6 separate regions of the Homo sapiens genome follow, and all the other regions are linked to region 5. A link is a loop called in an ENCODE intact Hi-C map of the cell type or tissue named here. Cell type or tissue: heart right ventricle. All regions are shown on one strand. Region 1 overlaps HTRA3 (HtrA serine peptidase 3). Region 2 has its middle 18 kb from the start of ABLIM2. Region 3 holds the start of LINC02517 (long intergenic non-protein coding RNA 2517). Region 4 has its middle 11 kb from the start of LINC02517. Region 5 overlaps ACOX3 (acyl-CoA oxidase 3, pristanoyl). Region 6 overlaps SH3TC1 (SH3 domain and tetratricopeptide repeats 1).

The links. Peaks named below come from ENCODE experiments on the same cell type or tissue, not always from the same donor. Only the 100,000 strongest peaks of a DNase experiment are listed, where the experiment ranks them.
Region 1: it touches region 5 in a loop (6-fold over the local background); 67 of 110 quality-filtered maps call a loop at or near these places.
Region 2: it touches region 5 in a loop (6-fold over the local background); 56 of 110 quality-filtered maps call a loop at or near these places.
Region 3: a loop joins it to region 5, with 2.6 times the contacts of the local background. A loop is called at or near these places in 30 of 110 quality-filtered maps.
Region 4: it touches region 5 in a loop (2.9-fold over the local background); 37 of 110 quality-filtered maps call a loop at or near these places.
Region 6: it touches region 5 in a loop (16-fold over the local background); 107 of 110 quality-filtered maps call a loop at or near these places.

The regions. Positions count from the first base shown.
Region 1 is chr4:8,273,395-8,277,394 of GRCh38, forward strand. The region is part of intron 1 of HTRA3 (HtrA serine peptidase 3); the gene reads left to right. Among named protein-coding and RNA genes, the nearest start is that of HTRA3, 5.6 kb to the left of the region's middle. In heart right ventricle, a CTCF peak has its summit at 1,671; DNase peaks (open chromatin) are centred at 1,667 and 3,298; H3K4me3 peaks cover 118 bases; H3K27ac peaks cover 4,000 bases.
Region 2 is chr4:8,174,702-8,178,701 of GRCh38, forward strand. It overlaps the pseudogene GMPSP1. Among named protein-coding and RNA genes, the nearest start is that of ABLIM2, 18 kb to the left of the region's middle. RefSeq lists an enhancer at 1,325-2,170. In heart right ventricle, CTCF peaks have their summits at 2,287 and 2,489; no DNase peak of the experiment used is centred here.
Region 3 is chr4:8,318,112-8,322,111 of GRCh38, forward strand. LINC02517 (long intergenic non-protein coding RNA 2517) reads left to right here and starts at 2,065. Exons shown (of 2, transcript NR_149126.1): 1 at 2,065-2,411. In heart right ventricle, a CTCF peak has its summit at 2,455; DNase peaks (open chromatin) are centred at 1,870 and 2,390; H3K27ac peaks cover 2,893 bases.
Region 4 is chr4:8,328,691-8,332,690 of GRCh38, forward strand. No RefSeq gene overlaps it. Among named protein-coding and RNA genes, the nearest start is that of LINC02517, 11 kb to the left of the region's middle. In heart right ventricle, a CTCF peak has its summit at 2,343; DNase peaks (open chromatin) are centred at 1,789, 2,431, 3,071 and 3,951; H3K27ac peaks cover 999 bases.
Region 5 is chr4:8,401,314-8,405,313 of GRCh38, forward strand. All of the region lies in intron 7 of ACOX3 (acyl-CoA oxidase 3, pristanoyl), which reads right to left. Among named protein-coding and RNA genes, the nearest start is that of ACOX3, 37 kb to the right of the region's middle. RefSeq lists a silencer at 2,111-2,308. In heart right ventricle, a CTCF peak has its summit at 2,033 (motif pointing left); DNase peaks (open chromatin) are centred at 1,558 and 2,068; H3K27ac peaks cover 4,000 bases.
Region 6 is chr4:8,240,609-8,244,608 of GRCh38, forward strand. It overlaps SH3TC1 (SH3 domain and tetratricopeptide repeats 1), which reads left to right. Exons shown (of 18, transcript NM_018986.5): 18 at 90-495. The coding sequence ends at 347. Among named protein-coding and RNA genes, the nearest start is that of HTRA3, 27 kb to the right of the region's middle. RefSeq lists an enhancer at 1,452-2,013 and a silencer at 1,730-1,859. In heart right ventricle, a CTCF peak has its summit at 1,749 (motif pointing right); a DNase peak (open chromatin) is centred at 1,823; H3K27ac peaks cover 1,449 bases.

The DNA of each region.
Region 1 (4,000 bases), 130 kb before region 5:
TGCCTGATGAGGGCAGCCTCCTGTGGGCTGAGGTTCCTTGTGCTCTCCTCTCCCCTCCCCATGTCAGCTCCTCCGCCTTCTCCCACCCTCTAGGCAGGAAGGTCTCCTTGGTCCCTTCTCGCCACCCTCCCCCCCGCACCCCCGCCCCAGTAAGCTCATCTGCCATGAAGTCCTCCCCAGGTGCTGGGACTTCGGGCCCTATCTCCAGCCCCCGGGTCTCTCCTGAGTTAGAGTCACGTGGAGATGCCTGCTGAGCCGCCTCGGGCTCTACTCTTCCCAGCCCCACTGAAAGGAGCACCACGATGTTCAGTGGGGAGCCTCGATCCCCTCCGTCCCTCCGCCCCTCATTCCCCTCTTCCCCTCACTCCCCTCAATGCCTGCTGCACTGTCACAGTGGCTCATCAGTTTGGGACTTGGTGTGGGGGTACCTTTCCTGGGCCTGCCCATTGCAGCCCAGCTGTGTGGATGGGGGCCCTTACTCCTCTCCACCCCTCATTCCTCTCTGCCTCTCACTCCCCTCCACCCCTCATTCTCCTGTGCACCGGGAGTCCCCTCAGCTCATCCACAAAACATCTCCTGGGGCGCTCTGACTTCCCCCTCCATCCTCCCTTCCATCACTTCTCACACAGCAGCCAGGATCACCTTGGTCAATCTGTCCTGCCCATGACCTGCAGGCTTCCTTGCAAGGCACCCCAGCACTTACCTTGACTCACAGGGCCCTGTGCCTGCCACCTGGCCCGCATCACCCTCGGTGCCGTCTCCCACTGTCCCCTCATCCCCTGTGCTCTGGCCTCATGGCCTCACCGGTCTCTTTCCCACCTCGAGGCCTTTGCACGCAATGTGCCCACTGCCCGGCGTTTCCTTCCCTTGCCTTAGCGTGGTGGGTTCCTCATCCTGCCTTCACCCGGATGTCCCACCGCCCCTGAGCCACCTGCCCTGGCCACTGTGCCCAGGTCATCCTTCATTGCTTGGTGAGCACACCCAGGGTCTCCGGTGGGCCCTGCACACAGATGTGACTGTGGGTCAATTTCTCTGCGTGATCCCCATCTCCTCCAGGCTCGAAGCCTCGCCGGGCAGGGGCCTGGGCCAGTGCGTGGCCTCTGTAGATGACACGAAATGAGACGAGGGCCCATGTGATGTGTGAATCTCCTCTAACCCTCTGGGCCCTTCTTGCATCCCTCCAGTGACAGAGGCTCACCACTTCTCAGGGGAACCCTCGCATCTTCTCAGGTCCATGTTAAGGCATCGCAGTTGCACAGAGTGGATAAATGTCCATCCACGGGATGGTAAAAGCAGGGATAAATGCGTTTCTGAGGGCCTGTGTGGAGAAGGGTTTCCCTTTGCGCGTAACCAGAGCTCTGAGGCCATGCAGCCTCTCCTCTGGCTGCAGATAAACAGGCCTTGGAGCCTGCCATGCGCTCAGAATGTAGAGCCCCAGAGCAGTTTACAAGGTGGCATTTAATCACCGGCTTTTATTGTGCAACCCCAAGCAGGTTCTGATGGCATCTCCCGGTTGTATTTATTGAAGAACTTGGGTTGGCTTTTGATTTGTAATCCTCTTAGCAGCTTCCTGGGGCTGCACATGCCTTGGAGTTCAGCATCTGGGACCACTCAGGCAAGATGACGCCTCCCCTCCTGCCCCGCCCACTCCCGCTGGGGCTGCAGTGCTGAGCCACAGCATCTGGCGGCACTGGAGGACTTGGAACTGCCGGCAGAGCTGCTTGGCCAAGAGCTTTCGCCAAGGCTGCCAGGAGCCAGGAGTCCAGCCGGACTGGAGCTGAGACCAGGGCGCTGTGCAGCTGCCCTTCCTGCCGGGGCTTGGCCTAGCAAATGCACCCTCACCCCATCTGCCATCCTGTGGTCTTCCCCCGACAGGCCTCTGCCCTCCCATGCAGCCCCACACAGCAGCCTGAAGGGACTTGGCGAGACCCGGACCCTCCCTGCCGAAAGCTGGGCCATGGCTCCCACGGCCTCAGGACTAAGCATAGCCTCCTGGCAGGCTCGCAGGCTTGGTGACCCCAACCACTGCCTCCTGCCCACATCACCACAGCCGCAGACCCCTGTGAAACCCCCATCCTGCATTGTGAGGGACCAATGACAATGCATGGAGCCCAGAAGAGGAAGAAACCACCTTCAGAGTGGAGAGAGGGCTAGATCAGGAGGGCTTTCTGGAGATGGGGGCGTCTAGTTGTGGAGAGGTGGGTACAAGGGGGCCTGTGCACCCTTGGCCTCCCACAGGCTCACCAGGGCCTGCCAGGTGGTCTGAACACCTTCCGCCCAGGCTTGCTTTGAGGGAGGGAGGCCACCAGGTTTCACAAGGGTGAACGGTGTGACACTGGGCACTGTTCCAGGCCCACAAAGCCTTCAACACATCATTGGGGTATTGATGTCCTGGTCCTGTATGAGAAAGGGTTCAGGGAGCTGTAGGAAGCTGCCCTCGGTCACTCAGGTAGGGATGGATGGTTCTGCCCTGAGCCCAGGTCCCCTGGTTCCCCAGCCAGTGCTCTGAATACCAGGCAGGCCCCTAGCAGCTCGAAGTGTCTGCCTTGTTTGGTTTTGATGAGGGTGTTTGTGGACTAATGGGTGGGACAGGGTTTAAAATCATAGACCGCTGTCCTTGGTGCAGCAAAGATATGGCGAGGACACGTCCATATGTTCCCCAAGCTGAAAGCCAGGTCTAGTGCAGGGGTAGCAGGTGACTCCCTGGAATTGTGCAATGTACAGCCTGCCCACCTGTGTGCATTACCCTGCTCCAGCACATAATGGGCAGAGCACCAGGACTGGGACCCAGTTCTGTCCCTCATGTCTGGCTGCTCAGGGTGGAGTCCCAGCTCTGCCCCAGAAGTCTCTGAAGCTCTTTGCACCTCAGTTTCTTCATCTGTGAAATGGATAACAGTGGGACCCCCCTCACTGGTCACTGGGCAAATGAGATGATGGACTGAGTGTGCTTTGCACGGTGCCGGGCTCATAGAAGTTGATGTGAAGAAAGGATGGCAGGTGGACGCGTCTTACAGAAGTGGAGTTAGTGAGAGTGAGGGAGAGGGGTCGAGGAAGGGGAGGAGCTGGAAGGCGGTGTCTGTGGAGGTGCTGCCATGTGCTGGCCCTGCCGGAGGGAGTTTCATTGGCCCCGGTCAAGGCAGGGAGGGCTTCCTGTAAGAGGAGGGCCAGGGGCTGTCTTCCTTGCCTTCAGTGGCATGGAAGTGCCTGACCCATGGCACTGTGCACAAGGACCAGCCTTCTTGGTAAATCACAGGCAGGCTGGCGGCAGCACCTCCTCCTCCTCCCAGGGGCTGGCTGTGGCCCAGCTGGGTGTGGAGTTTCACAGCCAGAGGAGCCAGGCTGGCCCCACATTGAGCTCGGGTCTAGGTTGAGCTTTTCTGGGGCTGGACAGGTTGTCACATTTGCCAAGGGCCAGCACGGAGCAGGGGAAGCGCCCAGGTCAGGGCTTGCGGGGCCTGGCTGTGCACCTTGGGCAGGTCCCGTGGCCTCTCTAAGCCTTGTTTCCTTGCCTGTAAAATGGACTCAGTTCCTGTCTTGCAGAATTGCTGCAAGAATTCAATGAGATCACAAACTTCGGAGCCCAGCCTGACGTCCCATGCCCAAATCGGGTCCCGCCTGCGAGGTGTGGCCCGTGGAGGGGGAGGCAGCGGGTTCCTCTGGGCCTGGGCTGCAGCCCTCATCCCGCCTGCGTTCCACATGAACAGGTCTCTGGGCTTGAGGGTGGCAGATGGCAGCATCCACCCCACGGGGAGCCACAGCTGGACCTGAGGCTTGTGGGGGCACGGTTCACTTGGGGACATGGCTCGGTGGGGCAAAGTTCACTAGGGGACAGGCAAGTTTTCCAGAGGAGGAAAAGCAAAGGAAGCTGCCCTGGGAACTAGTTAGACCCAGGAGGCAGCCCCTTTAGTGGTGGGCGGGGCTGGGGGCTGTTGAGGGGGCCCCTGGAATGGCTCCTCTGTCTCTGAAGAGCATTCATTCGCTCCCTCATTTGCTTCCTGCC
Region 2 (4,000 bases), 230 kb before region 5:
CCATAACATTCTCAGGGAGTCTGGGTATGCTGGGAAAATCAGCCAGATGCCGGTGATTTTGACACCATTACATTTTGATAGGGACCCACTTCAAAAGCAGCCTTCATGCCAGAGATCTGTGGTTATTCGAACCTTTATTACTAGTGACTCCCTGACTGGTATACCTGCAACACCTGGCAATGAGATCCCTGTAGAGGTGGTATTAAAGATGGTCACTGAGATTAAGAAGATTCCTGGTATTTCTCGAATTATGTATGACTTAACATCAAAGCCCCCAGGAACTACTGAGTGGGAGTAATAAACTTCTTGTTCTATTAAAAAAAAAAAAAAAAACAGAAAGAAAAGAAAAGGCAGACTAGGAAAACTGAGGACTCCAGGAGTCAGAGGTGGGCAGGAGAGGAGACAGCGGCACAGGGCCACCACAAGTTTGTGTCATCCGGTCCACCCTGACCCACTTCACAGCTGGGGACACCCAGGCTCAGAGAGGTTGAGTGCTCTGCCCAAGGTCACACAGCCAGCTTTTGGTAGAGCCAGGAACACCAAGGTGAAGTACATTCTAATCCCAGTGTCTTTAGTGAATTGGACGGACCAAGGGGGACTGCCAGAGCATTTTATCAGATCACTGTCATCCTTGTCTTTTCAGAAAGTCAGGCTCTGTTTATTATTTGCTCTCTCAAGGTACAAACAGACCTGGGACCTTCCTGTGTTTTCTTATCCAGAAGAGACACTGCCTTTCCGGGGGCCATAGGGGAAGGGAGTGGACGCTAATGCACCGACAGCTACACGACAAAGGCCTGACGCCAGAGCAACCCTCAAGTGACTGAGTGTCCTTGGCACTTCACCTGCGTGATCTCCTCCCAACAGAGCCGGAGGCTGCTACCTGCATTTCACAGGTGAGAAAACCAAGGCACACGAGGCCATGCCCTCCCCAGTAGCCAGCAAATGGCAGAGTAGAAGCACAGACCGTAAGTCTGCTTGGCACACAGCACAGTCACAGCTGGAATCATGAACCTCACCTTGCCTTCCTTCGTTTAATCACAAACGGTGCTTCCGTGTGGGCTGGGGAGGAAGAGAGGTTGAATCCTGTATTTTTAGTGGCTTAAAACAGCATTTATTTTTGCAGTTTCTGTGGGTCAGGAATCAGGTGCCTCTGGCTGAAGGCCACTCATGAGGTTGCAGTCAGCGCTGGCAGGGTCTGTGGTCTCATCTGAAAGTTCACTGGGGGAGGATCCACCTCTGAACCTGCTCATGCATGAGCCTCATTTGTGAGATGAACAAACTGAGTCTTAGAGAGGTTAAGGGTCTCACTCCAGAAAATACAGCTGGAAGGATCAGGGCCAGGTGAATTCATCAGCCTGTGCGGAGACGGGCTCCAGGTGGATGCAGCTCCTGGGGCTTCCCAGGGCATGGAACCCACTGTCTTCTGTCTTTGCTGGCAGCTGCCACCGTGGGCACCCACAGCACACTCCTCAGACATCCATCCACAAATCCCAGCCAGGCCAGGCCTTTCTGTAATCCCGTCCTGACTTCATAGATGTCTCCGAGGCTCAGGTGGGGCAGCTGCCCAGGGTCACACACTGGGGGTTTGGTGGAGGTGGGATGCAAACCAGGTCTTCTGGCCGAAAGCCCCTGTTCTTGCTCCATCAAACAGCTTCCTGTGTCCAGTGGCAGAGACACCTGAGCCCCAGTGCAGGGCCTCACCTTGATACAATCAACTCGTGACCTGGTCATCACAAGCATGGTGCCACAGGCATGGCCGAAGACACCCCCAGGGAGGCAAGTATGATGGTGGAGTCCAGGCTGAGGGGCCAGAGTGCCTGGGCCGTCCCCACGTTCATCCCACTCCCCAGCAGGAGATGTTGGGAGCTCCCCACCCCTGCATCATCTCTCAGCTCGTCACTCTAAAGAGTGAAGCCAGAAGCTCCCACCTCACAGGCTACACTGGTGATCAGATGGGGCAGCCCAGTGGAGCGGTAGCTGAGTCAGCACATGCAGGATACATGCACGGGACACTGTCCCTCCACTGCAGAGATCCATGCACGTTCTCTGCCGTTCAGTGCAGTACTACTGTATGCCTAAGGGCTGGGGATCTCACAACTGGAGAGAGCCAGATGAAGCCCAGCCCACCACTTCCTGGGCAAGCCATGCCCCTCTCCCATCCATGGAAGGGGTTGGTTTAGGAACGTGCACTCAGGGTGCTCCCACTGAGGGGAAGCACAGGAGGGTCTCAGCCTAGCGCCTGTCCAAGACCAGAGCTCAATCCTGGGTGCTGCTGTTGTTCTTCTGATTTTCCGCTAGAGGACAGCGGCGGGTCAGGGCCGTCCTCTCCAGGCTGACACTAACTGGGCCTGTAAATGTCAGGGGAGCTGTAGAGGTTGGTGCTCTGTCTACACACGAGGAGGGACTTGCTCAAAGCTACCAGGGAGAGCTGCCCCCGGCTCCCAGGACCCATCACACGCTTGTTCACAATGGGCACTTGTGGAGAGACACACCACAGACAGGTATTGCAAACTTGTCGGGGGAGCCTAAAGGACTGCAAACTTGTGGGAGGAGTCGGGGCCCCCGTGTCAGGGGCTGCTGAAGACTGAGGCCCTAGGAGCCCCCTGTGCAAGGTGTGCTGTCCTTGGGCTGGGCCAGGGACTCTGGGCCCCTGAAGAGGGACACCTCTTTTGTCTATAAACTTTCTCAGAAACACCATCCTCCATACACTTGCACCAACAAATGGCTTTTATTATCACACTAATGACATTTCTTCTGATTGCAAAAATAATCATCTTCTGATTTTAAAAGTAATGCACATGAAAAATACAGAAAGAGGATAATGAACATTTATTCACTCCAACCTGTCACTCTGATGACCACAGCAAATGTTTCCACATTCTTCTGTCCAACTTTTTTCTTCTTAAGAGCATTTTTAGAAGCACGATGTTTTGAGATCTCGCCTGCCTGGGGGAATACATTGAGACTGTCTCCCACGCAGTCACTGTTCTACTGGAACATTGCCAGTCACTCTCAGTGGCTCCTGACTCCCTGCTGGGCTGGGCAGACCCCTGGTGTCAGGGACCAAGCTGGCTTTGGGGAGGGTGGGTCCCGGGGAGGGGTGAGGTCCAGCTCCTGTTGCCAGGTCAGAAGGGCGCAGTTCAGGTCCTGTGTGGCCTCAGTGTTACCCACCCCACTGGCCTCAGCCGTTCATTTGTGAAGCTGGGATTCCCCCACTCAGGGGGTCCAACTGTCCCTGCTCTGCCAGAGCACCCACCTTTCCTTTGCCTCTCTCTGTGTCTTGCTCTGGCCTCAGGGTATACTGCTTATCCCAGAGAGAAACAACGGAACCAGCCACTGGCTGCTGCGGGGCCTCTGCTTCTGCTGCTTGGGGTCTGGGTCCAGCAGTGTCCATCGTTATGTGGGATCTTCCAGCCTATCGTGGGCGGCCTCCACGCAGGGGGCCATGCCTGCCCTTCAAGGCCACCTTTCACCCTTCACTCCCTCACTCGCCCTGCGAACCCCTCCTAGCTGTGGGAGACTCGCCTCACGGGGACCCTGTCAAATCTCCATCCCTTTTAGGGTAGCAGGGTGGCCTGGCCGGCACTTTTAGGATCAAGACTGACCAAAAGAAGGTGAATTGGCTTTATTTATTTCTAGAAAAGTCTTATAGAGTAAGACAATACATAGGTAAGTCGTGTTTCTCTCTCTCTCTCTTTTTTTTTTTGTTTGTTTGTTTTAGACAGAGTATCACTCTGTCGCCCAGGCTGGAGTGCAGTGGTGCAATCTCAGCTCACTGCAACCTCCGCCTCCCGGGTTCAAGCGATTCTCCTGCCTCAGCCTCCCAAGTAGCTGGGACTACAGGTGCATACCACCACACCCAGCTAATTTTTGTATTTTTAGTAGAGACGGGGTTTCACCATGTTGGCCAGGATTGTCTGGATCTCTTGACCTTATGATCTGTCCATCTTGGCCTCCCAAAGTGCTGGGATTACAGGCGTGAGCCACCGCGTCCAGCCAT
Region 3 (4,000 bases), 83 kb before region 5:
AATGGTTATTGTCCTTTTAATATTACTTATCCTCATGTTAAATACATCGTAGTACATACATGTAACAGACCCCAATGTTACATACACATTACAGACCTCATCCTCCTCAGAAGGGATTCCCCAGGCCAGCCAATTCTCCGGGGCAGATGTCTGCAAACTGCAGCCTGCAGACCACATCCAGCACACAGCCTGTTTTTATATGGCCCAGAAGATAAGACTGGTTTCTATATGTTTAAAAGGTTGTTAAAAGAAGGAGGAGGAGGAATATATATATATAGCTTGCCACAAACTTTCAAAGTGAAAAAGATTACTCCTGGGGCACACTGGTACGGGCTTTTTGTAGAAAAAACAAGGAGATAAGTCTGTTTTGTCCCTAGTCTGTGTGGCAATGAAGTCTGGTTTGGTTTTGTTTCTTCATGTCAATAGAAATGATCACTTGTGGAACTCTGAGTGTTCACCAGATACCAGGCTAAGGGCTTGAAAGGCTTGATTTTTGGTTCCACATTCACGGTAACCCTGGGATAACAGCAGTGTCTGCATCCTAACAAAGTGAACGCTCAGACAGCTCAGGTAGCTTGTCCATACCAGCGTGTCTAAAACACGGCAGAGGCCCGGTGCGCTGGCTCACATCTGTAATCCCAGCAATTTGGGAGGCCAAAGCAGGAGGATTGCTTGAGTCCAGGAGTTGAAGACCAGCCTGAGAAAAATAGGGAAACCCCATCTCTATAAAAAATCAAAAAGTTAGCCGGCATGGTAGCACATGCCTGTGGTCCAGCTACTTGGGAGGTTGAGATGGGAGGATTGCTTGAGCCCAGGAGGTCGAGGCTGCAGTGAACCAAGATCGCGCCACTACACTCCAGCCTGAGCGACAGAGCCAGACCTTGTCTCAAAATAAACTAAAGTAAAATGTGGCAGTGTGTGAATTGCAATCCATGCCACTCTGACCGTGGGATCTAAGACTCTGATCACCACACTACACAGCTCACTGCCCCTCCCCTTAGACCTTGGTTTCCTTTCCTATAGAAAGAAAAGCTTCGTTGATCCGGCATCAGACCTTTCCAGAGGGAGTTGCCTGGTCTGGGCTTGAAGGCTAACAGAGATGGTCACACACAGTCCCTGGCCTCGGGGGATCTCCGTCTGGCAGAGAAAGCATCTTAGCGTGATCACTGCTCTGAGAGACGAAGCATCCAATCCAATCCAGCAGACAGGGTGTGCTTCCTGGAGGAGGTGACATTTGAGCTGGGCTTTGGGGGTGAATAAGAGGAGGATGAACTGCAAGACAGAGGAACAATGTCATGGAGAAATTAAGCTCATAGTCTTTGGGTTCAACAGATTTGAATTCAAATTCCAAACCACCTACTTACCAACTAGTAGGACAAATTACTTACCCCTTTTGAGCCTCAATACTGTCATCCATGAAATGGAATAATAAATTATCCATCTCATGGGTGGTTATGCGGGGACAATGCCTAAAATGTAGGCATTCAGTGCAGTATCTGCACATGGTGAGATCATGATAAGTAACTTGGGGCTATGATAACTTGTGTATTGCTAAGATGGTCCAAAAAGTCTTCCCAGGCCTTAGATCCAGTGGCTTTCAACTTAGTATTAATTACAATAACAAACTATCTTGAGCGTACTCACTGTAACAAGTAGGATCTCTGCTTCCTCTCTGAGGTCAGCGTGCTCACACACGCCTGGCACCATGGCCTGCCCCAGGAGGAAGCTGCCTTTTTATGAGATGAACTGCAGAGCCTTTATGCATGCATTTTTATGCTGTATTTGGTAGGAAGCACTGATGCGCCCAGGTCATCCAAGGGCTGGGTCGTGATCTGGCCTCCGTCCACTGGAAGTCAAAGCCTCTGCCAGAAGTCCATGTCATCCACAAAGAGATAAATTTTCTTCTATTTTGGTGTAGCGAAGAGGGCCTGTTCATGGAAGGGATCCAAGTTGGCCACTATCTTGACAATGTGTTTGATTTTAATGCTCAATTACATCTAAAAATAGGTCTGGGAGAGGTGACTGCCGAGGCGGCCATCCTGCTTGGCCAGCTGAAGGTTTGAGACTCAGGATGGGGTCATGGCTGAGACTATGAGGGCTGCTCGTGCATGACCCTGCCTGCTGGCCTCCATGGGCCCACTATCTGAATGTGGTTACCCTTCTCCCCAGGACCAGGTGCCACCTCCTCTGGGAAGCTTTCCCTGCCCGTCCACAGGGTATGCCTCCTTGTTCCTCTCCTGCCATCGGTTTACGTGCCTGTCTCCATCAACAGACCAGGAGCTCCTGAGGACAGGGACTGAGTCTGCCTGATTCATCTCTGCATTCCTAGCACTTACCTTGGTGCTTAGTGAAAGCTCGAACCTGCCTGGGTTCCCACCTTGTCTCTGCTACCCCCAGCTCTGTGAACTCAGGTAAGCTTCTCTCCCTCTCTGGGCCTCAGCTTCTATGCACAGGAAGCAGAACAGCCGTCCCTCCTCATGGGGGTGGTAGTGAGCCTCAGAATTTCCAGACATCCCCTTCCTTGCTGCCCCTGGACTCCTGTGCTCACATGAGCAGCTCTTTCACCTGGTGCAACCTGTACATGGGACTCAACAATAGTGGTGCACACCTCAAAGGGGTTCTGTTAGGATGAAATGGGATAATTTTGGCAAAGTTAAACTAAAACTAAAACTCCCCTCCCCAATATTAGCAACTATTGGCATTGTATGGGTCCGTTCTCACACTGCTATGAAGAAATACCCGAGACTGGGTAATTTATAAAGAAAAGAGGTTTAATTGATTCACAGTTCTGCATGGCTGGGGAGGCCTCAAGGAACTTACAGTCATGGCAGAAGGCACCTCTTCACATGGCAGCAGTAGAGAGAATGAGAGCAAGCAGGGGAAATGCCAGGTGCTTATAAAACCATAAGATCTCAGGAGACTCCCTCATTATCAAGAGAACAGCATGGGAGAAACCACCCCCATGATTCAATTACCTCCACCTGGTCCCACCCTTGACACATGGGGATTATGGGGATTACAATTCAAGGTGAGATCTGGATGAGGACACAGAGCCACACCATATCAGGCATCATCACTATCACCATCATCATCGCCATCATCAAAACCAGCATCATCACCATCACCACCAGCATCACCATAACCCACATCCTCATCATTACCACCATCAACACCATCATCATCACCATTACCCTCGTCATCACCATCCTCATCATTATCATCATCACCATCACCACCATTACCATCATCACCACCATCACCCTCATCCTCATTATTAGCACCATCAACACCATCATCATCACCATTACTGTCATCATCACCATCACTATCATCATCAGCATCATTATCATTATCATCATCACCATTACCACCATCACCATCATGATCAACATTACCCTCATCCTCATCATTACCACCATCAACACCATCATCACCGTCACCATCATCAACACCATCATCATCATCACCATCACCCTTATCTTCATCATTGTCACAATTACTGCCATCACCATCACCACTACCTTCACCATCACCATCATCATCATCACCACCATCAACATCAGTGTTTCCCAAGAAGAATCCACTTGCATAAATATAGAAGAGACAAATATTAACTTTACTGAAAATTTCCTGGGGTACAAGGGAAGGAAGGCATATCTCAGCCTCTCAGCAAATGACATGAAGATTTTTCAAGATCCCCACAGTAGGATTTGCTCCCTTTGGAACCCTAGTCATCACTGGAGGGCTGTTTTCCCCTCCAACCTGTCCCACCTGCTCTTTCACTTTCCTCTCTTCCCCTCCCAGTTCTCCCTGAGTAACGCTGAGTCCCTTGAACTGTTTTGCAGAGTCATTTTTCTCTCCCCGAGTGGCACCGGGCTCAGCAGACACTCTGGCCATGAAGGCATCTTCTGACTCAAGCAGGTCTAGATGTCTACCCCCAAGGAATCCCAGAACAGTTGATCTCTCTTTTTATTTTTTTATTTTTTGAGATGGAGTTTTG
Region 4 (4,000 bases), 73 kb before region 5:
TGGGAGGAGTGATGGGTGGGCATCCCTGGTGTTTCTCCCATGCTGGGGACCCAGAGATAGGCCCAGGAGGCACCGGCCAGCCCCAGGACTCCCCAGCACTGTGAATGACCTGGAAACAGGTGAGCTGCATGACAGGGATATCTATGGCTAGAGAGGCAGGAGGAGGATAATCCCTGGAGGAGGCCAGGAGGAGGCTGGCAAAACTCAAGGGACCAGGGGGACGAGGAGGCTGGTCATATGCTCTAGAGCTCTGCCCGCTTTGACTTCCCAGGAAGGCAGGAGACTGGACTCTGGCCTGGGGGAGGAAGGGATGTACCAGGTCTGGGGAAGGCAGTGCCAGGAACAGGCCCAACAGGCACACAGGGTCACTGGGTCCCCCCTCAGCGATCTCCCTCATACTCACTGCTGTGCAGAGGAACTGGACCTTGGAGACAGCACAGGCCAGGTGGCTCTGTCCTCCTCTGGGCCTGGACCCCACAGTCCCTGGGACGCAGAGCTGCTGGGGCGGCGTCAGGCCCCGCAAGATGACATCCTGCACTTCCACGGCCCTGAGAGTGGGCAGCTCCTTAAACTAGGGCCCTGGGGCCCACCCTAGTCCTAGCCCTACGCAAGCCACCTAGTTTTTCAGTTAGGGCATGGGGGTGTAGGGAGGGTGCGATGGGCAGGAATGACTTGGGAAACAAGGACCCGCTTAGAAGGTAAGGCCTCCAGGGCAGGGCCCCCTGCCACTTGTCTGCAGAGCTCCAGCCCCAGCACAAAGATGCCAATGACATCCTGCACAGAACTGGCACAGATGCCAGGGAGTGTGTGATGGGATAGTTAGCCCGGGCACCAACTAGGATGGGGCAGATAGGTTTGGCCTGGCGTCCTAGCTCCCCCTCCTCCAGCTGTGAGACCTTGAATGCGTCAGGGGATCTCTCAGGCCTCAGCTTTCTCCTCTGTTGAATGGGTATAGGAGTCTCCACCTCACAGGCTCATCACGGGGAGTCTCAGATTCCCTGTGGGCAAGTGCCATGCACAGTTGCTCAGCTCAGGCTGGGCGGGCATTCACTCTGTCCACTCTCTCCTCCCTTCTCCAGCGCGTGAGTCTGAGACATGAACAGCAAAGAAGGCCACCTCCCAACCCCTCGGCACACACAAGTCTGTTCAAGGAAGACTTATGAATGGCTGTCCCTGCTCCTAGACTGGCCAGCTGGCCATGGCTGAGGTCCCACAGGCTGGCAGACCTGGGCGGGGTGAGGTAGTGTCTGGTGCCGGGCCCGGGTCTGGTGCCTGCATGGTGACAGCAACAAAAGCAGGGCCGGGTGGTGCATGGGGAAGCCCCCGGGGAGACTCTATGACACAAGCCAGTCCCCCTGAGCCACTTCCCCACTTGGGACCCTCAACCTGTGCAATGGGAGAGAAAGCCCCAAGCTGGCCTCCTGCCCAGGGGACTGAGAGGGAAGTGGGTGGGAGGTCCTCAGGCACAGTGGTACTCCTGGGGTCCCGCCAGCCAGACCATTCAAGGTCACAGGGACAGACAGCAAAACTTGATTTTGCAAAAACAAGGTCACTTGGTTACAGCAAAACACCTGCAGCCAGAGACGCCACAGAGAGTCACACACAGTCCCATGGACAGAGGCACACTGACCTGGAGGCACCCTTGGCCCTGAGCAGACCAGGCAGCCTCAGAAGCCCCGGGGCCTGGGTACTCGGGCCTGGGTGGGAGCAGCCGTAGCGGGGAGGCCTGGTCATCAACTGGCGCGTCTGCAGAAGGCTCTGGCGGCAACAAGAGTGACACCTGGTCTCCTGTGAGGAGCCAGCACTGGATATGGGCTTGAGGTTCATGGTCTCCCTCTGGTTCTGTGCAGTTACTGCTCTGTGCTCCCGGGGATGGGGCCCAGGCCGTGTGGGGACGGGGCGCAGCAGGGAACCCTGGATGGAGCTGCCACAGTGAGGTGAGCTGCCCCAGACCCACAGGCAAGGAGACCCCAGAGGCCTTTGGGGGAGGTGGGGCTGAGGCAGGGGCAGAGCCGAGACCACAGTGGCCTCCATCTCCCCGATGGATACCAGGAGAGGAGCAGACACAATGGCTTCATCCTTCACATTTTAAAGAAGGAGCCACTGAAGCTTGTGACCTGGGCATGAGAGGCATCCAGGCTGTGGCCTGTGGCCCGGGCACAGAGAGAGGGGCTAGGGAGCTGTGGGGCAGGCAGGAGACCACTGTCAGTGTCTGTGACATGCGTGTCCACACACACCCTGGACTCACGTGTCCACACCCATTGAACTCACACGCCTCACCCCACTTCGAAAGCCAAGCCCTTGGGGAGACATGGGCAGCTGCTGGGGTGGCTCCCCCTCCACTCTCCAGGGAGCCTTCTCCAGCCGCCAGCTGGCACTGTGTCCCACACATGCCGTCTCTGAGCTCCAGTGTCTAGAGGAAGGAGTGAGAACATCATGTTCACGTCAGCAGGAGGTCAGGATCTGTCCTCGTAGCTCTGGACATGCAAAGCCACCTCCCCCTGGAAACCTTGTCAGAACCAAGAAGGCTGCTTCGGAAGACTCCCAGGGCTCACTGTGGTGGGCAGAAGGCCAGAGGAAGGAAGGAAGGGGGCTGACAGGCCCCCAGGTACTCGCAGTGAAAGCATTCCCGAAAGCACTGCTTAAGCACCATTTGTGTGCCTGGCCCAGTGCTGGTCACTTGAGGGCATCAGGGATCAAAATTCTCACTGTCAGCCAGGAGCTCCTGGGACCATAGAGGGGCGGCCTTTACCACAAGGCTGCCGAGAGTGGAGGAGGCTTGTCTTTGAGGTGCAGGTGTGGCCAGGGCCCTGCCAACACATCCCTGGATCCATCCGTGCCTGGATAAGGCATGATCTCCTGTTAGTCTTATCCATTGCTGAGTCAATCAATGGCCCCTTTGGCTGAAGGTGATTTGAATTGTGTTTCTGCATCTTATGATCAAGAGAGTCCAGACAAACTCAGTCACTGGTGAGGGTTTTCTGTATCTGAAAGTCATGATCTGAAGACTTGGTCCGAGGATGCCAGGGAGGAAGCAGCTGCCAGTGAGTCAGCCTCAGGTGCTTGAATCTTGCTGAGCCCTTGTGCCCCCTCTGCCCATCTGACCCAGGCCACGCGATGACTCCCATGGGCCCCAGGAGCGTTGGCTTCAGTGGACGTCTCCCTCCATTAAAACAAAAGTTAAAACTGCGTTTTATAGCTGTGTTGGTACAAAGATGAACAGTATGCAGGCTGGATTCACTATTATACATGCATCATTATTATATTCACTTTTTCCTCTGACTTTGAAAGAAATTGAAACATTACCATGTGTGTTTTCCCAGCCAGATGGGGAGTCAGCCCTGACCTAGTCAGGATCCGAGAGGGTTGGTCCCTCAGAGACTCAGATGTTATATTCTATGGACAGAATGTCTGTGTCCCCCAGAGTTCACGTGTTGACACCCTAACCCACAATGGGATTGCATTAGGAGGTGGGGCGTTTGGGAGGTGATAAGGTCATGAGGGTGGGGCCCTCATGCAGGGGATACGTGCCCTTATAAGAGAGGCTTGGGAGATGCTCACGCTCTTTCCACCACATGAGGATGCAGGGAGAAGGCAACTGCCTGCCAGCCAGAAAGAGGCCCTCACGAGAACCCCACCATGCTGGCACCCTGACTTCAGACCTCCAGCCTCCAGCACTGTGAAAAAGAAATGTTGTTTGTAAGCTGCCCAGTGTATGGCACTTAGTTCTAGCAGCCAGGATGGACTAAGACACGTATTCATCCTGCAGCACACCCCAAACGTAGGGCAACCCTGCTGCCGAGGCAAACTGCCCACTGGGCACACTGTGCAGGAGCCCGTGAAGGGGACAAGGGGTTGCTGGACATCTGCTAAAATACCCACAGGCACTGGCACAGGATGGCCTGGCAGAGTGAGACCACTGGACCACACAGGAAGAAAAGTCCACAAGGATGGAGATCCGAGAGGTGTGATCAGAAAAAGGTGATGCTAGTAGCTCAGG
Region 5 (4,000 bases):
GAAGACTCATCTATAAAGAATAATCTCACATGCTGGAAGGGAACCAGAGGCACCCGTTTCCTGCGTGGGCTCTTCCTTGAGTCCTGCTCAGGATGCCCCCACACCCCCATTGTCACCCGGTCCTGGGCTGCCAGCTCTGCTGTGCTGGCCCGATTCACTTTCTCCCCTCCATCCCCACCTAGGACCCAGCACCTCCATCCCTACTCAGCTCTCCTGGGCTGATTTCCTGCAGCAACCATATTGGCTCTTTCCTAACTCTGCCTCTTCAGCCCATCCTCCCTGTGGGAGCTGGGCCGTTTCCCAAAGGCCTTCGGAATGGCGGAGGCCAATGTGGAGGATCCCCCCAAGCTGACCTCCATCTGCCCCTCTAATTGCATCGCCACCTTGCCATGAGGTGGTCCCACCTGCCTGTGGTGCCCCATCTGCCCCTCTAACAGCATCACCGCCTTGCCATGAGGTGGTCCTGCCTGCCTGTGGTGCCCCGTCCACCAGGTTCTCTCCTGGCCTCATGCCCTCCATGCAGTCACTGTTGACACCAGGCAGCCCTCGGCCCACCTGGGAATTCTATGCCCCACCCTGGGAAGGGTATGAGGCGGACCCCAGGGTGGGATCCCTCAACCATCAACGTTCCTGGTTCCTGGGTGAGCTAGCTGCCTCTCAGCAGTCTCCCGGGGCTCACCCCCCTCCATGAGGGGGCCACCGTGCATGGGGCCTGCCAGACTTAAGGGACGGGCACGTAAGTGGCATGGTATGAACAAGTCAGGTGGGGCAGACGACATCCTCTGAGGCACAAGGGCCAGGCCATGATCCTGACTCCCAGGACAGCCTGAGGGAAAGACACAGCGACAGTTTCCACACTACCAGGAGGAGCAAGGCCCTGGGGCCGGGTGGGGACGGGGCTGGAGCTCCTTAGGGAAACCTGGGTGACCTGGTGAGGGAAGAGCTCTCGGCTGCTTTGCCAGGCCCCTGCCCACCTGCAGGAAGTGAAGGGCAGCGGGGGGGCCAGCTCCTCCAAAGCCCTAGGCCCAGCTGCCCAGTTTGGTAGCAGCTTCCCCCATGCCACAGCCGCACACTCAGAACACCCCACCTCGTGAGAAAAACCTTGCCTCGGTGCCAATGGCCCCAGCGTGCTCCAGCCTGTTACTTGAAAGCCAAGGAATGCCTTTTCCAGTATGATCCGGTCACAGTCAGCGCCCTTTTTAAGGAGTGGAAATTATTCCCCCATTCTCACCACACAGAATATATTTATACTTGCAAAAACATTCCCGTGAGTTTCAAAGGAAAGCAAACTTCCACGAATTCTCAGGGGATCCCTTCTGTTCCACAAAAGCTATTACAGTGGTGGTCACATGTGGCCAACTCAAATACAAGCCAGATCCAGTGTCTCCAGCGGGAGACGTGTGCGTGTGTCACAGGTGTGTGTGTGCACAGCACAGGAGTTGTGTGTGTGTGTCACTGGACATGCACGTGGCACGGGAGGCCTGAGTGTGGCACAGAAACCCTCACTCCAATCCCAGAAGCGCCCAGACCTCAGCACACACCCCGCGCCCTGGACATCCTGCTTCTTATTGCAGCAGCTTCCTTCCTCCTTTGGGGCCTGGAAGGGCCCCCCAAGCCCAGCCCAGCCAAGCCGCCAGAGCAGGCCGTTGAGTTCGGCAGCCATCCTCCCAGCCACCGCCTCAGCTCAGGGCAAACGCACGAAGAAAGACCCTTAAGGTGCAGCCCACCTTAAGAGTCTGGCTGAAACTATCACTTGAGAAGATCTTTATGATTTTGCTTTTAGAGCTATTTGGCTAAAATTAATCCACACAATTTACGTTTACCTTGGATTTGTAGGCAGTCATCCCACATACTCAGGAGTTCTTGTAAAGTGACAAAATCTAACCTACAAATTGTAACCACTTTTTTCAAGATAAATGATTTCAACATTGGTAACAAAAATCACTAAATTATAATGCTGATCTTGGAAAAGACAGACATCCAGGCAGAAACTGGCTGGGAAACCCGGAGGGAACACTGGTATCACTGCGCCCCCTGCTGGGTGCCCTGCCCAGACCCTCCAGCCCTGGATGGGAAATGTGCATTTCTGGAAAGGGGCGGAGAGCAGGCCGCCTGCATCACCCCGGCTGGCTCCCATCCCAGCCCAACCTAGGCCTTCAAAGGCTCAGGGATCAAAGATGGACGAATCCCACTGCATCCCTGTCACCCTGCAGAGAGACACGGTGGAAAGGCTCTGGGGGCTCAGTGACCTGGCTTGGTGGAGCAGCTCTGAACCAGCGTCAAAGGGCGGTCGTTATTGTGTTAGTGGCGATCCTATAGGAGACCGTATTTCTGAGTCTTACAAGAGGCTTTACCATATCAGTGTGATGTATTAATCATTAATGGTTTGATCTAATGCTCCTTTGAATATTATCCCAGTAAGAGGTGTGGATTCAATCTCTAGAAATACGTTTATTAGGGGGGAACCAAGTGCAGGGTTTCTCTGCAATGTCCCAAAATAATGTCAAAGCCTCTCATTCATGAAACTGAATGAGCAGTGAAGAAGAGCCTTGCTCACACCCGAGGCCACCCACTGGATGTGACAATTCACCACCGCCATATGCCCGGGTGGAGATGCCTGTCGGGCCTTACGTGCACACATAGGACACTTCAGTAGATGGGTAACAGTGCCTGTGGCTGCAGAGCCCTGAAAGGGATCAGCCGGGTCTAATAAAAGGATGCAGATTCTCCAGAACAACACAGTGCTTCCTACACCCCATTTCCTGCACAGCGCTTCAGAGCTTCTCACCCTGAGGCCAGAGCCATCCTTCTCAAACAGACCAAGCCGCATTACATCCTCCAGATGGCTGGGGCTTCCCGCTGCCCTGAGGGCGAAGGGCCTGAACAGCGACCCTCCATACCTGCTACACGGGCACCGTCCATGCCAAGCGCCTCCCAGGCACCCTGCGAAAGTAGTCATTCAAGAGAACTGACAGCCGCAGGTCGGGGTGGCGCTCTCCTCCCTGCCAGCTCCAACATTAACTAGCAGGTTCCTTGTATTATTTTAGTATAAGCCAGTGAGAACCCAGAACTCTGCAGGACAGGTGGAGTTAGGAGGGCTGTGCATATGTGTCTTGTTTTGCTTTTTTTTTTTTTTTTTGCCTGAAATCACAAGAATTTGCTTTTTAACAATGTCCTTTTACTTTCTTCTCAAGTTGACACTGTATAAAAATCAATCAAGATTTTCCTCTTTAGTACAGTCTGGGGCCCTGCCTGTTTTAAAGGGCCAAGCAGAGATTTAAGACACTCCCTGCCCATCACCCTGACTTCTCAGAAGAGACAGGCAGAAGGAGGTTTCTCCATCGCTGAGCGCTCAGATGCCCACTGGCCCATCTTCTCCCTCTGGAGACAACCTGGTCATGATAACCAGTTATTTCCAACTCCTGTAAGGCAGGCTCCTCTCCTCTCCACCAGCCTCGCTATGAAACACTATATGAAACACGCATATCTAGAAACACTCCTGAGACATCTTTCAGGCTATCAGGCTCAGGCATGGTCATACCTTGTCCCACTACCCCCAAGTTATAAATCATCTCGTGGGCACAGAGGGGTCTACACCCTGCTGGATCAGGCTCTCGGGGGAGACAGCGTGTGGAGTCCAGCATTCGCAGTGAGGGAGGCACCAAATGGGCCAGTGGCCAGGAAGTTCAAGCCCGGCCTGCTCAGGCAGGGCCTGGCAGGGCCCTGGCACAGGGACCTCTCTTGTCACCTACTTTACAGATGAGGAAATGCCAAGAAAGCTGGTCAAGGTGACACAAAGGGCCGGCTGCACATCTGTCTCATTCCAAAAGTCATGCTGCTAATGACCTGGAGCTCCAAAATCCAATCCCTCAAAGACCCTCAAGGCCCTTGCGGCCTGGCCTCCCTACCCCGCCTGCATCCCAGCACAGGCCTGGGCCTGACACTTCCCACTGCTTCCTCCACCTGAAACGCTGCACATTCCAAAATCACTGGCCACTTC
Region 6 (4,000 bases), 160 kb before region 5:
GACATGTGGAATGACCTGGGCACAGGAACGGCCTCTGGGGAGACTGGCTCCGAGTCCCCCTTTTGCTGAGCATGGCCTGTCCCCTTCAGGACCCGTTTGATGCAGCCGGGTACTACCAGCTGGCGCTGGCAGCCGCCGTGGACCTGGGCAACAAGAAGGCACAGCTGAAGATCTACACGCGGCTGGCCACCATCTACCACAACTTCCTCCTGGACCGTGAGAAGTCGCTCTTCTTCTACCAGAAGGCCAGGACCTTCGCCACAGAGCTCAACGTCCGCAGGGTCAACCTGCCTCCTCTGCCACTCTGCGGGTGGGCCCCCTGGTTGGCCCCCAGCCACCCTCGCTGAGGACAGCATCCAAGGGAGTGGGTTTTGTGCAAGGGCTGGGGGTCTCCTGCCTCTCCTGGTGTCGCCGGTGGCTCATTTTCTGGCAAATGGAGGCACGAACGCAGGGGCCAAATAGCAATAAATGGGTTTTGTTTTTTTTTTGCAATAACTTATTGAAGTCAGCAGGGCATCCTTCCCTAGTATGCTTCCTGGGGCGTGTCTAGGGGCCAGCTCCCTTCCCTGGGGGCAGCCCTGCTGCTATGTCCTGATCTTGGGTATGAGAAGGACCCCGAGTCCAACAGACCTGTGCCAGGTCACCATGAGCCTGGGTTTCGTTGGCGGCCAGAGGGGAGACGGTGGTGGAACTCCCTGGGCAGCTGCTCGGAGCTTTTGCCGTAGGTCTTGTGCCACCCTTGCCTTTAATCCTCAGGCCACTGTGCGCGGAGGTGGGGGCTGCTAGTGCCCCCATTCGCCAGTGAAGAAATAGAGACACAGAGAGGTTAACTGTCTGGCCCACCATCACACAGACGCAGAGCCCAGTGCGCTGACCACACCACCCTGCCGGCCTGCTGCCAGGAAGGTGCCCCCATTAGGACCCAAGGTCAGTTCCTGCACCTCTCTTGTGGTGTCAGGAGAGCCACAGGGCGGTGAGGGTGGCCCAGGGGATCCCCCACTAAGTGTCCTCTGGTCCCAGACTTGGCTGGGCTGAGCCTGACCAGTCCCACCTCCAGCCACTGGTCAGTCCTGTGGGAAGTGAGATGCAGGGATCTCTGCCTGTGTAGACGCTGCTGCCCAGTGTTGAAAGCCTTTTCTGGGCTGCCCCTCAGCCCTCCCCATGTACCCCTCCCCTTCCGGCCCCCGGCCCTCATCTCAGTCCCCAGGAATCCCAGGTTTTCCTTCTTGGAATCTCTTGGCCCCAGGAAACACGGCTCACACGGTCTCTTCGCCAGTTTACGGCAAGGAAACCGAGGTTCAGAGATTGTGGGTGCCCCACGTGATTCTCACAAACACTGCACTCTCCCAGGCCCCTCTTTTAAACACTTTTAAAATGAGGTGACATTCACATCGCATGAAATTAACTATTTCAACGTGAATAATGTGGTGGCATTTGTGCACTCACAGTGCTGTGCACCCACCCACACCGTCTAGTTTCAAAAGGCATTCATCTCCCCAGAAGAAACCTCCCGTCCTCATTAAGCAGTTACCCCTCCTTGGTATCCCCCAAGCCCCTCTCCTGGGGTCCGAAGAGGGACTTGCCAGTGAGCGGAGCTCTGATAATAAGGAATCAGGCACCCACTGCTGGTCCAGGCCTGGGTTGGTTTTCCACCCAGCAGAGGTGGCAGAGCCAGGAGGGTCTGGGAGCGCTACAGGGGAGCCCCATGCTTGCCGCCGGAGCCCTGCCCCGCCCCGAGCTTCCCCACCAGGGGGCAGCAGAGAGCTTTCCAGAACCCGCCGCGGGGCTGGAGGGAAGCAGTGGCTCAGAGCTGCTGACAAACCTCATGTTGACCCCAGACCGCTGTCTCTGTGGGTTGGGCTTGGGAATTGGAGAGGAGGCCGCATGATTGGAAACATGAAGACGGCACGGCCTGGCTGGAGCAGCGGGAAGCGTCGTCACGGTCACTGAGGACACAGACCTCCTGCCTGCCGGGCCGGGCCTGCAGCCATTCCTCTCGGGGTGGGGTCTGCAGTTCCGGGTTGCTCTCAGCCCCCGACCTGCCTCAGAGTCCTGGGGGCTTTGGGACTGTGCCTCCCCATTTCCACCCACCCTGGCTGGTGCCATCAGGGGCCTGGATCCTGGGATCCTGTTCCTCTCGGGCAGCAGAGCATGGGGGACCAGAGGAAACGGTGGGTCTTCAAGCCCCACATTCAAACCCCAGCCCACCACTCACAGTCTGGGGGTTCGGGGTGAGGGAGTTGATTTCTCTGAGCCCCAGTTTGGTCACCACTAAAATGAGACTGACATACTGGGGCAGAGTGCCAGCCCCAGGGCCAATAGAGGCCTGTTTCCTACTAACAATACTTCTTACTCCTAAGAAAAGCTCCAACAACCACACGCTATGGAACACTCAACCCAGGTCAACTTGTCAGAGACATGTGAACCAGAGCAGCTCCATCTTGAATGGGGGCTGGGTAAAGTGAGGCTGAGACCTGCCGGGCTGCATTCCCAGGAGGTTAGGCATTCTTAGTCCCAGGATGAGATAGGAGGTCGCACAAGATACAGGTCATGAAGACCTTGCTGATAAAGCAGTTTGCAGTAAAGAAGCCGGCCAAAGCCCACCAAACCCAAGGTGGCCACGAGAGTGACCTCTGATTGTCCTCACGGCTCATTATATGCTAATTAGAATGCATTAGCTGCTAAAAGACACCCCCACCAGCACCATGACAGTTTACAGATGCCATGACAACGTCTGGAGGTTACCTTATAAGGTCTCAAAAGGGAGGGGAGAAACTCTCAGTTCTGGGAATTGCCCACCCTTTTCCTGGAAAACTCATGAATAGTTCACCCCTTGTTTAGCATATGATCAAGAAATAACCATGAAAATGGGCAACCAGCAGCCTTTGGGGCCGCTCTGCCTATGGAGTAGCCATTCTTTTTTTTTTTTTTTTGAAATGGAGTCTCGCTCTGTTGCCCAGGCTGCAGTGCAGTAGCGTGATGTCGGCTCACTACAACCTCCGCCTCCCAGGTTCAAGCAATTCTCCTGCCTCAGCCTTTCTAGTAGCTGGGATTACAGGAACCCGCCACCACGCCCAGCTAATTTTTTGTATTTTAGTAGAGACAGGGTTTTGCCGTGTCGGACCAGGCTGGTCTCGAACTCCTCACCTCAGGTGATCCACCTGCCTCGGCATCCCAAAGTTATGGGATTACAGGAGTGAGCCACTGTGCCTGGCCAGAGTAGCCATTCTTTTATTCCTTTTCTTTCCTAATAAACTTGCTTTCACTTTATGGACTCGCCCCGAATTCTTTCTTCTGTGAGATCCAAGAACCCTCTCTTGGGGTCTGGGTCGGGACCCCTTTCCAGTAACAAACTTGCTTAACCTCTCAGACCCTTCGTCTCTTCATCTGTCACCAAAGACAAAGCCTACCCCAAGGTTCCAAGAGTGAGGAGAGAATGCATGGGAAACGAGGGGCACAGAGTTGGTGTGCAGAACCAGGCAGCCAGTCCCGTTGTTCTGTGGTGGGTGGAGGTCAGGGCTCGGCTGGCTAAGGCCTAAGCCCACTGGTCTCCAGCCCTGCTCTGCCCGTCGGAGGCTGGTTCCCGGGCAACAACCGCCGCAACAACAACCCCCTTCAGCAAAGTAGGCATGAGATGAAGAGATGTCCAGTGGGCACGTGCCCAGCTCTACGCAGCCAGTGGTCTCGCAGCCCAGAAGCCAGCTGCCCCAATTTTAGAAGGAGGCGGCCATGATCCCCAGGTTAACTCAGTCACCTTCCCACACACATTCAGCAAGCGCCCACTGCATGGGCTGCAGAAACTGCCTCAGGCAGGTGCAGGGAACTCCAGGAGTGTTCCAGGCCCTCCCAGAGGTGCTCCTGGGACTGCAGCTGAAATCACACTCCTTGTTGGGGTCCCTGGAGACTCTCCCCTGAACAGAGATGGAAAGAGCCTTGCCCAAGGTCACACAGCCCCCTCTCCTGACTCAGAGGCAAGGGAGCTCCGCCCAGCACAGCCGCC